Regions from separate parts of the Homo sapiens genome. Here region 2 is linked to region 1. A link is a contact called in ENCODE Hi-C or POLR2A ChIA-PET data. All regions are on one chromosome and are shown on one strand. The core of a region is the stretch at or near the end of the contact, and the rest is flanking DNA. Distances in the headings are between cores, read along the strand shown. Region 1 overlaps LOC101928923 (a long non-coding RNA gene). Region 2 has its middle 80 kb from the start of ARID1B.

Region 1 (6,660 bases), core at 77-2,576:
ATGTCTCTATCAGCAGCATGAAAATGGACTAATACACTTTGTTTCTCATTTTCTCTACCATATTGAACTATGTTTGTATAATGTGAGGGTAAATAAACATGAGTTTCAGGAATAAAAGGGATCAAAAACTTGAATTCCCTCATATTTGTGTTTAAGATCCTATCACAGGACATGGAATCTTAGAAAGTGAGCCAACACAGGAAAAGTAATGGAAAGTTCTAGAGTAAGCCTTATTCAAAAGACTTAGCCAACAAACAGATCAGAGTAGGTGGAAAGAGAAACAAGGGTTAGGAGGCTTTCAGGAGAAAGAAGAGTGAAAAGAGGGAGGGAGAGTGCAAACAGATACTTAGATGTGTTTGATTATTTGAAAGACTTTACAAAGCATTTGACAAGTTTTGATCTCAAAAAAAGTTTAAAGACATACATAAAAATAAGCAAATAAAAAATTGTATAATTATTAACTTCAGGAAAAACAAAAAGTTGTACAAGAAATGAAATCTAATAATACATGACATGGCTTGACAATAAAAATAATTTACCTACTCATAAAAACATAAAAACTGTCAGATAATTAACTGAAAATATAATTCAATTGAATGAATGAGTTAGTCACGGGAAGAGTTGTAGACAAGCTAAATCCTCAACTACCATTAAAGAAATGTAAGAGATATTGACTCAAACTAAATACTCAACACTATAAGCACATTTCTTAGAAATATGGAGGTCACCACCTGAAGTTAACAGCTAGAAAAATTTGAAGTGATTGCTTCTGGGCATAGAAGGGTAGGGAGTGGGTGTCCAGTGGGAGGGCTAAACCCAGGGACTCCACGTAGAGTGGAGAAATGAATAGATGGAAAGTGTTGTTGTTGTTGAATTATGAACATATATTACTTTGTTTTCAAATATTGATTTTTAAAAATGCAAGAAGTTACTCTTTAAAGTCTTATTAGTGAGTCTCATAAATAGAGCCTTTGACTAAAGAAAATCAGCAGGACAATATGGCTATCCTGGGAGAGAGAACCTAAGTAGTGTCTGCTGTCTTCTCTGTGTTATGAGAACATCTCTCACATTCCATTTCCTCTCTTAGCCCCTTTTGACTTCTCTTCCCATCTTTGCAATCTTCGCCACCCTAAGGGTCCCTGAAAGGTCACTGTACTCTAAAATTGGAATAAATCATTGCTTTCAAAGGGAAATAATCAAATGCAAGAGGGAAGGGAGTGGTGGTTCCAGATTCTACTCAAAATCCAACCACAGTTTATCCTAAATGGTGTCAGCCAGCAATAGGCTTTGTGCTGCTGCCGACAAATGCGGTTCTCTTAGGACTACTGGGTGATAGTGACAGTGATGTTGCTGTGGTCTTCTCTGGCCATTCTGTCAGAGGAAGGGGTGTTGTTGGTAAAAAAACAGCCCAGCTCAGACAATGCAGCAGCTGCCTTGACTAAGAATAGAATCTGTGTTTGATTTGAATTAGCCATTTGAAACAAGAGCAAAACAGCTCTGAAAGTAGTACCATCTGTTTTCCTTTAAGGCTGGGTCATAAATAACAAGATGAAAATATATTTCCTGTTCTGCATTTGTGACCTGAACTGCCTTCCACTGTGCTGTCACTGACCACTTCTGCTGTAAATGCACATGACATTAATTGGGCAGCTGTTGGCTATGAGGTGTGTAGACTTTGTTGTTGCTTTGTTTTGTCTTGTTTCCTAATCTCTATACTTATCAGGAGCTCCTTTATTTCACCTCTCACATGTTAAGCAAAAAAAAAAAAAAAAAGGAAAACAAAAAAACATAAAGAAGTTATTCTTTGTATATTTTTTAAAAAACAACTCACACTCCAAATAGCGAAGTGATCAAAGAGTGTAAAACTGTGGCTGACAATTCCTGCATGGTAGAAGGATATCTTCCAAGTCAAGGTCAAAATGAATTAAGAGGTAAGGGAGAAGACAGGGAGATTATACAGCATTATTCACCAGGCTGGACTTCCTAATCCCCATAATATAAGAATGCAGAGAAGAAAGAAGCATCAAGAACAGAGAGAAGATTCCACAAAAGCACAATTGTTCCTCCCATGGAGATCAGGACTCTGTCCTTGAGTCCTTCCAAGCTGGGCTCTGCACCAACTGTAAACTGTGATTGACCAGCACTTTCCTTAGTTATCTTTTTAACTGTCGTTCATACTGAAACAACTCTGGTTTTGTTTCCTCGATAACTCAAAGGGGAAAGGCTATGATGGCTGGTAGGCCATCCCCTTTTTAATGCTCAGCTTGGCTAGTTGCCAACATAGTCTACGAGGCATTTCAGATGACAGACATGCAAACATGAAACGCACCATAAAGGGCTGGGGTCTGTGCAGGTTTTAGATCAGCCAACCATGAAGGAAGCTGCACTTAACAGTGAATGTCTCCAGGTTATAATAACATGTTCTTTTAAGAAACAGTGTGGAGGGTAAGGGGAGGGAGAGCATTAGGACAAATATCTAATGTATGCGGGGCTTAAAACCTAGATGATGGCTTGATAGGTACAGCAAACCACTATGGCACATGTATAGTTATGTAACAAACCTGAACACTCTGCACATGTATCCCGGAACTTAAAGTAAAATTAAAAAAATAAATAAAATAAAATAAAAAGAAACAATGTAGAGCCAAAGACAGACAAACAGAAGTGTTATGAGGCACATCCAGACGTTAAGAAAGGTGTTGCCTTGGAGACCTGGTACAAATGCCGGGTCCTCGGGATGACGCTGCACACTTGACAACATGGAGCCCAAGCACAGCAGGGACCACACAATCATCGGCTGAGAGATCGTAATAGAGAAACAAGGTTGGGGAGGACCTGGTAACACCATGCTTGGACAAACACAAAAGACTCCTGATGAGTTTTCCTGCCTACAGGCTCTGCCTATCCAGACCACTCTGGACCATGTTGACAGATTAATCTGTCTTTTAAAAAATGCTGTCAAGACAACAACTACAAAAAATCCAACCACCTCCATTCATTTCCTGTTTCTTCAAAATCATCCTTTCCTCCCAGTTTGTCCCCAGACCACCCCTTTAGCTGGTCTCCCATGGCTCACCACACTTCTGCGTTTGCTCCTTCCAAAGCCTCTGCTTATAATACACAACTCTTGCCCCATTTCCATCGACTACATGAGGCCTCCCACCCATCCTTCAAGGCAGGATCTTACCTCACTTTTCCCAGAGTTTGCTCCACCACTCCAGCCATGGGAGCTCCATGGACGAACAAAAAAAGATCAAATATGCTTTGGAATCACCACATATGGACTCTTCCTTTTGGAGAGTTATTATGTAATTGTCACAGAAGGCTCTGAGAAGTCACACAGTGAAGAAACCTTTTGAATCTTTCTGGCTTGTGGTAGCTAAACATATTTGACCCCAGGACCGTGTGAATCATAACAAACTAGGGGCTTTTTTTTTTTTTAAGAAACCACTCAGGAAAGCACTGACTGAAACCCACCTCTTTCAGGAAATCACTCCTGAACACTCCATCCCATCACTCTAGCCCTGCTGAACTTAAGACATAGTGATTGTTCGCACTTCTGCTTCAGTACGTGAAATGTCTGGCCATCTTCTTATATATGTATGTCAAAATGATATTAATAGTAATCATAATAGATACAATTTAATAAGAACTAGTTACTTTCCAGGAATGAAACCTAGAAGTCATTTAACCAATGGTTATTCTTTACTACAAGGTCAAAGTAATTTCTCTATGCTGAATTTTCCTTTGTGTTGAGTTAAGAGAGTAGGATAGTAAGAGCCATGTGCCCTTCCTATTCACCTTTTGTCTGGTTTGGTTTCATTTCAACATAAAAACTAAGTCTTATATCATTGGTAAAAGAAAAAGTACAAAGTTATATGCAATGGTTACTTTTTAAGATAAAGGAAAAATGAGAATTAAGAAAAGGACTTCAAAGTTAATTTACCAAAATCCAACTACATCCTTGACATGTGCTGACCTCAATAATGCATTAATTACAAAAGGATTAACACTTTTCTCCATTGTAACAATGTAGTCCTCTGTCAATGGAAGGTGATAACAATATTTGCATTCATCCATTAGCATAGGATTCATAGATTATGAGAAAGGTCTTAACACTCTTCCTAAATGAAGTCAAGCATCCAGTGAAGGGACAGAGCTTCTTTCATAGTCTAAGAAGAAGAAACATTTTCAAACACTCAGCAACATCTTGCTCCCTGCTCTGCCCAAAGCTGCTAGGGGTGCTAGGAATGTGCTGACTGGCAGTATTTAACCTGTTTGCATGTAACTGGCTACACTGCATCAGCAACTCATTCTGATGATACTGTACAAGACACTATTTTCTGCATTATACACTCAGCCTTCCCTTTTTCTGCTGCCCACTCAGATAACTGTCAAATTTCAGATTGGATGCAATGGCTCAGTGAGAGAGATAGAAATAAACGCTATTTCTTCCCTGAATGATTCAACATGTTGCAAGCATGTTGGACTGGAGAATACCATTAGCATGGTAAATTTTAGTTATAAACATTTAGAGTTATTTTTTTCTTAACTAAATTCCAACACCAACTCTACTACTGTCTATGCCTTGAAATAGGATTTTGTACTTTTTGTGGAATGACATGACTCTTTAAAAAATGTAGTAAATATAAGGATATTTGGGCCAGGGAAAGAAAAAAGGATTTATGAATAGTATACACACCCTCAGGGGAATTTTTCTTACTCTTTCAAGTTTGTCCTCTCCTCTAGGTCAAGTCAGTAACACTGCCAAAGTCTTTAGAGGCATAAGAAAGCCTTTCACATGCTTATAACCTTGAAAGATGAATAGAAGAATATCTAAGAACTTCCCTTAAAGGTTCATTGTTTTTTCTCTATGAAAAGGATATTTGGTTGAAAATAAAAGAGTTAATAAAAGTGCCAAATTCTACCACATTTCTACCACTATTTAAACTAGTTACTTTATCGTACACACACTTCCTGAGGTTTGAGCTCTTAGGCAACGTGAAAGGACGTGGTGGCATCATTTGATAGGCTTGGTTTGGTAGGCAGAGTACTCAGCTGACTCCCATAATTTTTGTCTCTTTGTGTCCCTTTTGCCCATGATTATGTTCTATTGCATGGCAAAAGACATTGTGTAAATGTAATTAAGGTCACTAATCAGCTGACCTTGAATTAATCAAAGGAAAGGTTATCTGAGAGAGCCTCAGCTAATCATATGAGAACTTTACAAGCAGAGAGTTTTCACCAGCTGGTGGCAGAAGAGGAAGGCAGAGATTCAAAGAGTTACATGGGATTCAACATGAATGAAGTCCTCTGTTGCGGAGATAAGAGAACCATGCATAAGGACTTCAGTGTGTGCACTGGGAGCTGAGAGTGTCCCTTGGCCAACAGCAGGCAAGAAAATAAAGACTTCAATTCTACAATCAAAAGGACCTGAATTCTGACAACAATCTGGATGAGCTTAGAAGGGAATTTTTTTCCAGAACCTCCAGGTTAATTCCAAACCCCTTGATTTTGGTCCTGTGAGACCCTAAACAGGGGACCCAGTTGTGTCTACCCAGATTTTTGATCTACAGACCTATGAGATGATAAATGGGTATTGTTTTCGGCTGTTAAATTTGTGGTACTTTGTTCCACAGCAATAGAAAATGAATCCACTTGATATTAATTGAGAACTGGTCTCCAAACTTTTTCCACTATTCTCCTGCTCAAAGTCTCCCTTTCAACCAAATTGTATTTAATGGCTCCTAAATATACCTTTTGCTTTCTCCTATTCTGTATTTACGCACATTATTTCACCATTCTGGAAGGCCCGTTTTCTGTTTAATCAACATCTTTGAGACCAACTCAGATGTCATGAATGAAAGGATCCTAATACAGCCTGCAGTTCTCTCTCCAAAATCGAGTACTCTTCACCTGTATAATCTGTTGTCAATTAATCATGTCCCACTTTATGGTACATTTTCTATGTGGTCTGTATCCTTATTTTATTACTACCTAGTTTTTGTTAATTAGTGAGGATCTTGAAAGCAAGGGCTCCTAATTTTTATGCCTCACTCTACCCTTTATATACCTTGCACATCACAGGCACCCAATAAATATTTGTTCAATTGTTTTGTTCTAAAGTATCTCTCTTCAATGTTAATGAGATTAAATGACACCAAAAGTCCAAAGAAAACCTTATTAGCCAAGCAGTAGGAATCTCAGCAGTGACCTGCCCCACATTCTGCGTGGCCTTTAACTATCGTGAACCCTAAACACACTTAAACTGTCAAAATTAAAAATGTAACTGCAAAAACAAGATAATCACAGAAAATAATTTTTGCCAATTGATTTGTGCGACTTTCAATGACATTGTAAGCACCCAACTATTCCCTGAGCTGCCAATTTGCCTAGGAAGGGATGTTCTCCACAGACTGTATTTACAAAGAATACACCATTCACAGGAATGTGCAGGAGAGGAAAAGCACCAGAGAAAATACAAAGAGTTTTGAACGAAATGCTGTTAACAATTAAGAATGATCAACAGAACAGGCTTGAAGAGGCAAGGGCCGGAAGTTACTTGTAGCGTTGCAAACCAGGTAATTTGGTATAATCCCTTGAAATACAAATGGGGCTTAAAATCCCAGCTTAGACATTTACTCAACTAAATGAACCTAT
Region 2 (6,896 bases), core at 3,171-5,670, 420 kb after region 1:
GCGTGGCACCACGCCCAGCTCATTTTTTGTATTTTAGTAGAGACAGGGTTTCACCATGTTGCCTAGGGTGGTCTTGAACTCCTGAGCTCAGGCGATCTGCCCGCCTCAGTCTCCCAAAGTGCTGGGAATACAGGCGTGAGCCACCTCGCTCAGTGAGCTTTTGTCTTGACTAAGCATTGTCACCATTTTCACCCACAAGTGGAATGATGGGATTGGATGCAAGCTTGAAATCTTTGATTCCCTTCAGAGAGGGAGCATGGTGGCAATGAAAAGTACATGGTCTCAAAACCACAGTGAGATACTACTTCACACCCATTGGGATGGCTATTATTAGAGAGAGAGAGAAGAAAATAAGTGTTGGCACAAATGTGGAAAACTGGAACCCTGGTTCCAGTCCCTGGTGCAATACTGGTGGAAATGGAAAACAGTGTACCCACCGGGGAAAGCACTATGATGATTCCTCAAAAAACTGAAAGTAGCACTACCATAGGATCCAGCAATCCCACTTCTGGGTATATATACCCCAAATAATTGAAAGCAGGGCCATGAAGAGATATTTGTACACCCATGTTGATAGCAACATTATTCACAATAGCCAAAAGGGGGAAACAACCCATATGCCCATGGCAGATGAATAAACAGATAAATGGTGGAATATCCATACAATGGAATATGATTCAGCCTTAAAGAGGAATGAAATTCGCATACATGCTACAATATGGATGAGCCTTGAAGGCAATATGCTAAGTGAAATAAGCCAGCCACAGAAGGACAAATACTGTGGGATGTCACTTATATCTAGAATAGTCAAACTCATAAAGACAGAAAGTAGAGTGCTGGTTACCAGGGACTAGGGAGATGGGAGGAGAATGAGAAGTTATTATTTTACAGATTCAGAGTTTCAGTTATGCAAGATGAAAAAGTTTTGGAGATGAAACCAAGTGAGGTAGCATGCATCTGTAGTCCCACCCACTCAAGAGGCTGAGGCAGGAGGATTGCTTGAGCCCAAGAGTCTGAGACCAGTCTGGGCAACATAGTCAGACCCTGTCTACACAAAAAATAAAAATTAGTTGCGTGTGGTGGTGCACTCCAGTAATCCTCACTACTCAGGAGGCTGAGGCAGGAGGATGACTTGATCTCAGGAGTTCGAGGCTAGCCTGGACAACATGGCAAGACTCCATATATTTAAAAACAAAATGTTCTGGAGGATAGTGGGGTGGTTGCACAACAATGTGAATGTACTTAATGCTACCAACTTTATACTGAAATATGGTTAAGAGGGTAAATTTCACTTATGTATATTTTATCACAATTTTTTAAAGGATATGGTCTTTGCATTTGGAGAGATCTAGTCTCAAATCCAACATCTCCTAGGTATGACCTTGAACAGGTTGCCTAAACTCCATGAGCCTCAGTTTCCTCCTGTCTAATGGGAATAAAAACACCTAACTTAGAGGATTTTTATAAGAATGAAAACATAAACAGATCTGTAGCGGATTCTGTGGAGAGCCACCCTTCAGGACTCAGGTGCCACTGCCCTAGCTGCTGGGGGTGTTGACTGCTGGCGGCCTACAGCTGTGTCGCTCTCCAGGCATCCGCTCCCACAGGGAGCTGCCTAGCCCAAGTCTATAACCCCTCTTGGGAGACAGCAACTGGTTGATGCTGGTTTATAAGGTCCAGCCCTCTTGCCTCAACTGGAGGAAACTCTGAAGGGTCCTCCCAACCCCACAGCTTTGGCGGGATCAGTTGGGGGTCTGTGTTGAGATACCCCACGTTCTCCCTCTTCCCAGCCCTGCTTCTCTCTTGTTCTTCTGCTGGTGGGAGAACAGGGCTTCTGCCTGTGCATTGCCAGCTCAGAGTCTGTTTCCAGGTAACCCTCTCCTGCTTCAAAATGTTCCAAGAGCTGCCCGTTGGCCTCAGAATGAAACCTGCAATGATTGTCATTTCCTGCAAGACCTGACACAGCAGAGTCACTTACTGTCTGTCCTGTTTCTTCTCCTGCCCCTCCTCCTGCCTCACCCCATTCCAGCCGCCCTGGTCTCAGGAATCCCCACAGCGCCTCTATACTTGCTGTTCTCTCTGCCTGGACCCTCGGCCTCTGGGGTTCACTTCATTCTTCCAGCCCACCCCGTCAGAGAGGCCTGTCTAAAATATCCCCTAGCTGGGCCCCAATGCCCCTCTATCCCTGTACCCTACTTCTTTTTCTTTTTCTTTTCTTTTGTCTTTTTCTTTTTCTTTTTTTTTTTTTTTTTTCTTTTGAGACGGAGTCTCGCTCTGTCACCAGGCTGGAGTGCAGTGGTGCGATCTCGGCTCACTTGAACCACCTCCCAGGTTCAAGCTATTCTCGTGCCTCAACCTCCCGAGTAGCTGGGATTACAGGCACACGCCACCACGCTTGGCTAATTTTTTTTTTATTTTTTATTTTTATTTTTTTTTTTAGTGGAGACCAGGTTTCACCACGTTGGCCAGGATGGTCTCAATTTCCCGACCTCGTGATCCGCCCACCTCGGTCTCCCAAAGTGCGGGGATTACAGGCATGAGCCACTGCCCCTGGCTCTTTATAGCATTGATCATTCCCTGAAATGATCGTGCATACTCATTTGCTTATAAGTACTAGAATGTTTCCCAAAGGCAGGGACTTGCTCTGCCTTCTGCCCTATGGTTCTCCCAGCAACTAGAATCCCTGGCACATACTAGGCACTCCAGAAACATTTGTGGAAAGAATTAATGAATTAGAGCTAATGCACACTGAGCATATAACTCAGTGTATACCATATGTCAGGGCCTCACAGATAGTACATTATTATTTTATTATATTTCTTGTCTGTCCAATTCAGACAGAGAATGTCAGACAAGGTCCTTTTTTTGTATCCCTTTCTATAGCACCAGGCACAGAAGCCCTCCATAAATACTTCTTAACTAGACTTAATATGTTCTAAAGCCAATGGTGAGATAGAACTGAGATTATTTTTTTCGTGGCTGGCTATCAGTTCTATTTCATTTGAATGGCCAAGATTCTCTCACAGCACATCAGGTCTCTATTAAAATTAATTATGATCAGACTCTATCCATCCATCACTTAGGGAGAAAAGATGACAGAGGTGTCCCTCCAAAGTCATCCTGGCCACTCCTGGAGGTGGAAGATTGCTCTGGGGCCCAATGTGACGTGTCTTCACTCTAATCATCAAATATTTTTAAATATTACTCAATAATCTCTAAGAAACTACAAAAAGGGAGGTCATCAATGTGAGTTCTGCCCCCAAAATCACTTAAAGTCCAAACTTGGCAGAGAAGAGAGGCCCCATCACTCTGCACCTGTTCCCTAGCCAGTTCTCACGGCCCAGGGCAATTTCCCCTTTCACTTCCCCTCAAGGGGAATGTACCGCCAAGCACTCCTACCTGGTTTGACATCCCATGTTCATGGCTGGATAATGACAGAGCCCTTCATGAATTCTATGGCATGCAGTATCTTCTGCTCTGCCATGTTCAGGGAGGAGAGAATACACATGCACAGCTGAAATCCCCTAGACAGTTACCATGTATCTATCTCCGTTCAGTGAAACAAGCCTGCAGAATGCTGTGAGCATTCTTTGTTCTTCTTCCTTTTTTGCAGATGTAAGAAAACCTAAGAAAGGGAAGCCATGTCCCTACCAGTAGGAACGCTTTCAAAGGAAGGGAAGGATGTGACAGCTGGGTGCCAGGCATGGTCCTAGAGAAACTGACATCCATTTTGTACTTTAATCCACATCAGGACACTTCAAGGTAGCTGATATTGTCTTCAATTTGCAGATGAGGAAAGAGATTAAAGAAATTAAGTGATATACGTTGGGTCATGTGGATGATAAATCATACACCAGGATTTGAAGTAAGCTTCCTCTGATTCCAGAATGTCTTCTAAGAATCTGCTACACTGCAACGTGCCTTTGGGCTGGTTAGTTACTCCCTTGAGTCCAAGCTTGGTTATCTTCCTTAATAGCTCCCTCTCTGCCCTGGATCCTATTTTTAAAAAACAACAGCTATAAAAAGTTACCCTACCAGATTAAAAAAGTCACCAATCTACAACAATTAAAACAGAACGGTGAGCAGTAAAACAGCAGTTCAAATATAAACTCAGGTGTGTGATAAAAGGAGCATTTCAGATCAATGGAGGACAAGAAGATTGTTCTATAAATGGTATTGGAAAACCTGGTTAGTGAAACAATTAGTAGATGCCCAATAAGTGTTTGTAATTTGTTTTACTGTAAAATTAAATGAGATAACACATGTTCTCCAGCTTCCGCAGTGACTGCTAAGAAAAGAGAGTCAGTGTAACTTTTTGAGGTCTGGACTTCCTAAGTCTCTCATCTAGATAGCACCCAGACCTTCATTCCTTAAAAAAATCTCCTACAATACTTTCAAATTTACAAAGTGCTTTCACTACCCCATTAGTGCAGGGCAGGTGTTCTTATTCTCACTTTCTATATATGGACACTGAGACTCAAGAGAGGTTACAATCGCAGCTGGCGTGGCCGTGTGAAACTTAAAGACGGCTTCCTGGTTCCTCGTGCCATGGTCTTAACACTAAACTCTCTATATATAGTCTCTCCCCACCCCCACCCTCATGTTCACACCACAAAATTTAACAATGGAAAACAAATAACATCAATACTTTACCAAGAGCACAGTAACTAGGTTAATTTCTATGTAATCCCAATCAGTCTTTGCCCATAGCACACATTTTACAACATTATCGTCATAGTTTAATTACAATTTAGTGGCCCATTTTCCCACTTAACAATGCTGTTTACAGTTTTGTAGCAAATGACTGATGTGCATCTTTCCTGTCTCTTGCACACTTCTCTTCTTTAAAGTCATCCATGTAAATCTCCATCTCTAATCCAATTGCTCTTAAATGAATTTCGTTCACTTGAGTGACTGCATTCAGTTGTGTTCCCCTTTACAGGCAGTCATTTATCGCTCTTCCCCCAGCAAGAAGTCCTGTTTCTTTTCCCAATCCATAGGTGACTTTAAATGTTGTTTGGTTTCCTGGGCTTTCAGGATTTCTCTCCTGCAGGTGAACCGCCAGGAGCTCTTCTTCTGCAGGTTCCTGCCTAGGTGTGAGCAGCATAAGGAACTGTCTCTTGCCTTCTTGGAGTTTATGACTATGGCACTCCTGTTAAGGAATCACTCCTCACTCCTTTTTTAACCTGTGGCTTTCCAATTTCACTTCCCCAGGCCAGTCATCACTAAAACCATGACTCACCCCCATGGTTTCCTCTCTGGCAAGGGAGAAATTTCAAACCTGAACATTTTCATCACCGTTATGTATACAGTATGATTCACGGAGACTCTATTAGCGTATTAAGTAAGTCATTATTTTCAATCGTCTACACTGTATGTTAAAAAACAGAGGCATTTTACTGCATACTTAATGTTCTATTCCCCCCATTTAGTAGATGGAAATGGCCTCATAGAAACATATCTGACTCAACCAGTCTCTGTTTGGAAACAATATAGAAAGAGACACAGAAAAGATACATTTTTTGGTCAGTGCCTGTCTTAAATGCTCCATAAGGTCAAGTTCAGTCAACTTGAAATAAGGAGTTATGGGGTCTTAACAAAGTAGCGCTCAAATAGTCTGTCAATAAATATCTATTGAATGTCAGCACCCAACTCTGTAGAAATGGCTGAAGGGAAATGCTGCTAAAAGCCACCTTGTCTGACAAACACATACACTGGCAAAATCTGCCAAAAGAGGGTGACATAAAATGAAGGTTGTAATGTTTTTAAAAGGTTGCTTTTGATCAGGCTATAACTGTAAAGTGCTTTCACTTAATTAAAATAGAGATGATAAAGCTACAGAAGAACAATAATAGTAATTGGGAAAGATACTGTTGTGATTGGTTTTGCTTTCAAGCATCTCCTTGTAAGAGTTTTATGCAAGGGGAGGGGCAAGAATCATTTTTCCTAAGAACTTATTTAATCTATTGATAAGTCTCATAATTTTCTTTTCCATCATTAAGGAGCTTTTCCTGGAGAAAAAGAAGTCCAAATTTCATTTTGGGAGGAAAGAAAGAAAATTTTTAAAAATTATGATTTAGCACGTCTTAGGCTGGGTGTAACTTTTCATGACTCAGCTAACAGGTTAGGAATGGCCAAGCATGGTTGAATATTCTGCTTTTGTGAGGCGTGGGCATTGCCAATAGTTGAAAGTTATGGTAGCTGTAATTCAGAAGCGGGAATAGAAGTGTCAACCTGAGAAAAATGTAGCACTAAAGTAACAAGCCAAATTGCTGGCATTGTCAGTAGCTGTGATTTCACTGTATTGATTGTCCCCTGTGAAATGTGAGGCTCTTTATTTGAATCATTTGTATGGGTGTCATATTGGGTTAATTGCAAAGCAATTGGATTTAATAATAATATAATGGTGTATCCATGTACATCGATTGCTAGAATTGTGAGATGTGAATTGCACTTGATCATGAGGTCGGGCTTCCCGATGCTACAGGATGAGCAAGTCCCAGGCTAATCGTGTAAATTTAAGCTGCCTAGGGTGAGCTTTAACTTATATGCCAGTTTGGATTGTTATTGCAAATGCTTTATAGGCCTGGAACATGACTGGTTATAAATGGGATGGCCTTGAACTTGAATTGTTTTAAAAAGCATAGCTTCATGTTGAGTTAACAGCATGCCGTGAAGATCAGTACCAACATAAACACAGTGAATGAAGGCTTTCTGTTGGCCATGCTTTTTTGTAGAATTTCATATTTGCTAAAATTATTTCAGTTGTAGCTAAGTTGCTTAGTCCCATTAAGTAAGAAATGCAAGAAAGATGGTTCTCGAAATGGGCAGGAATTCCCTGAACAGCATGGTCTCATGCCAAATAAACAAATCAATGACCGAGTTAATAATTTCAT

The links. A loop is a pair of places that touch in the nucleus more often than their neighbours do. ChIA-PET counts read pairs that join two places held with the same protein, here RNA polymerase II (POLR2A). Pooled maps may share reads with other maps.
Region 2: a map of OCI-LY7 shows a loop between it and region 1 (5-fold over the local background). The contact joins two enhancer-like sites. A Hi-C loop is called at or near these places in 2 of 168 maps with a recorded cell type or tissue (OCI-LY7 and dorsolateral prefrontal cortex), 4 of 37 single-sample maps with no recorded cell type and 7 of 50 pooled maps. POLR2A ChIA-PET finds 5 or more read pairs at or near these places in 2 of 52 experiments (OCI-LY7 and SK-N-SH).

The regions. Positions count from the first base shown.
Region 1 is chr6:156,278,030-156,284,689 of GRCh38, forward strand. The region is part of intron 2 of LOC101928923 (a long non-coding RNA gene); the gene reads right to left. Among named protein-coding and RNA genes, the nearest start is that of SNORD28B, 97 kb to the right of the region's middle. Within about 2 kb of position 1,327, at least 2 of the 41 ENCODE cell types and tissues checked have a DNase peak (open chromatin) inside an H3K27ac peak, as active enhancers do; they include OCI-LY7, where a contact is called at or near this core.
Region 2 is chr6:156,693,996-156,700,891 of GRCh38, forward strand. No RefSeq gene overlaps it. Among named protein-coding and RNA genes, the nearest start is that of ARID1B, 80 kb to the right of the region's middle. RefSeq lists enhancers at 3,067-3,116, 4,857-5,096. Within about 2 kb of position 4,421, at least 6 of the 41 ENCODE cell types and tissues checked have a DNase peak (open chromatin) inside an H3K27ac peak, as active enhancers do; they include OCI-LY7, where a contact is called at or near this core.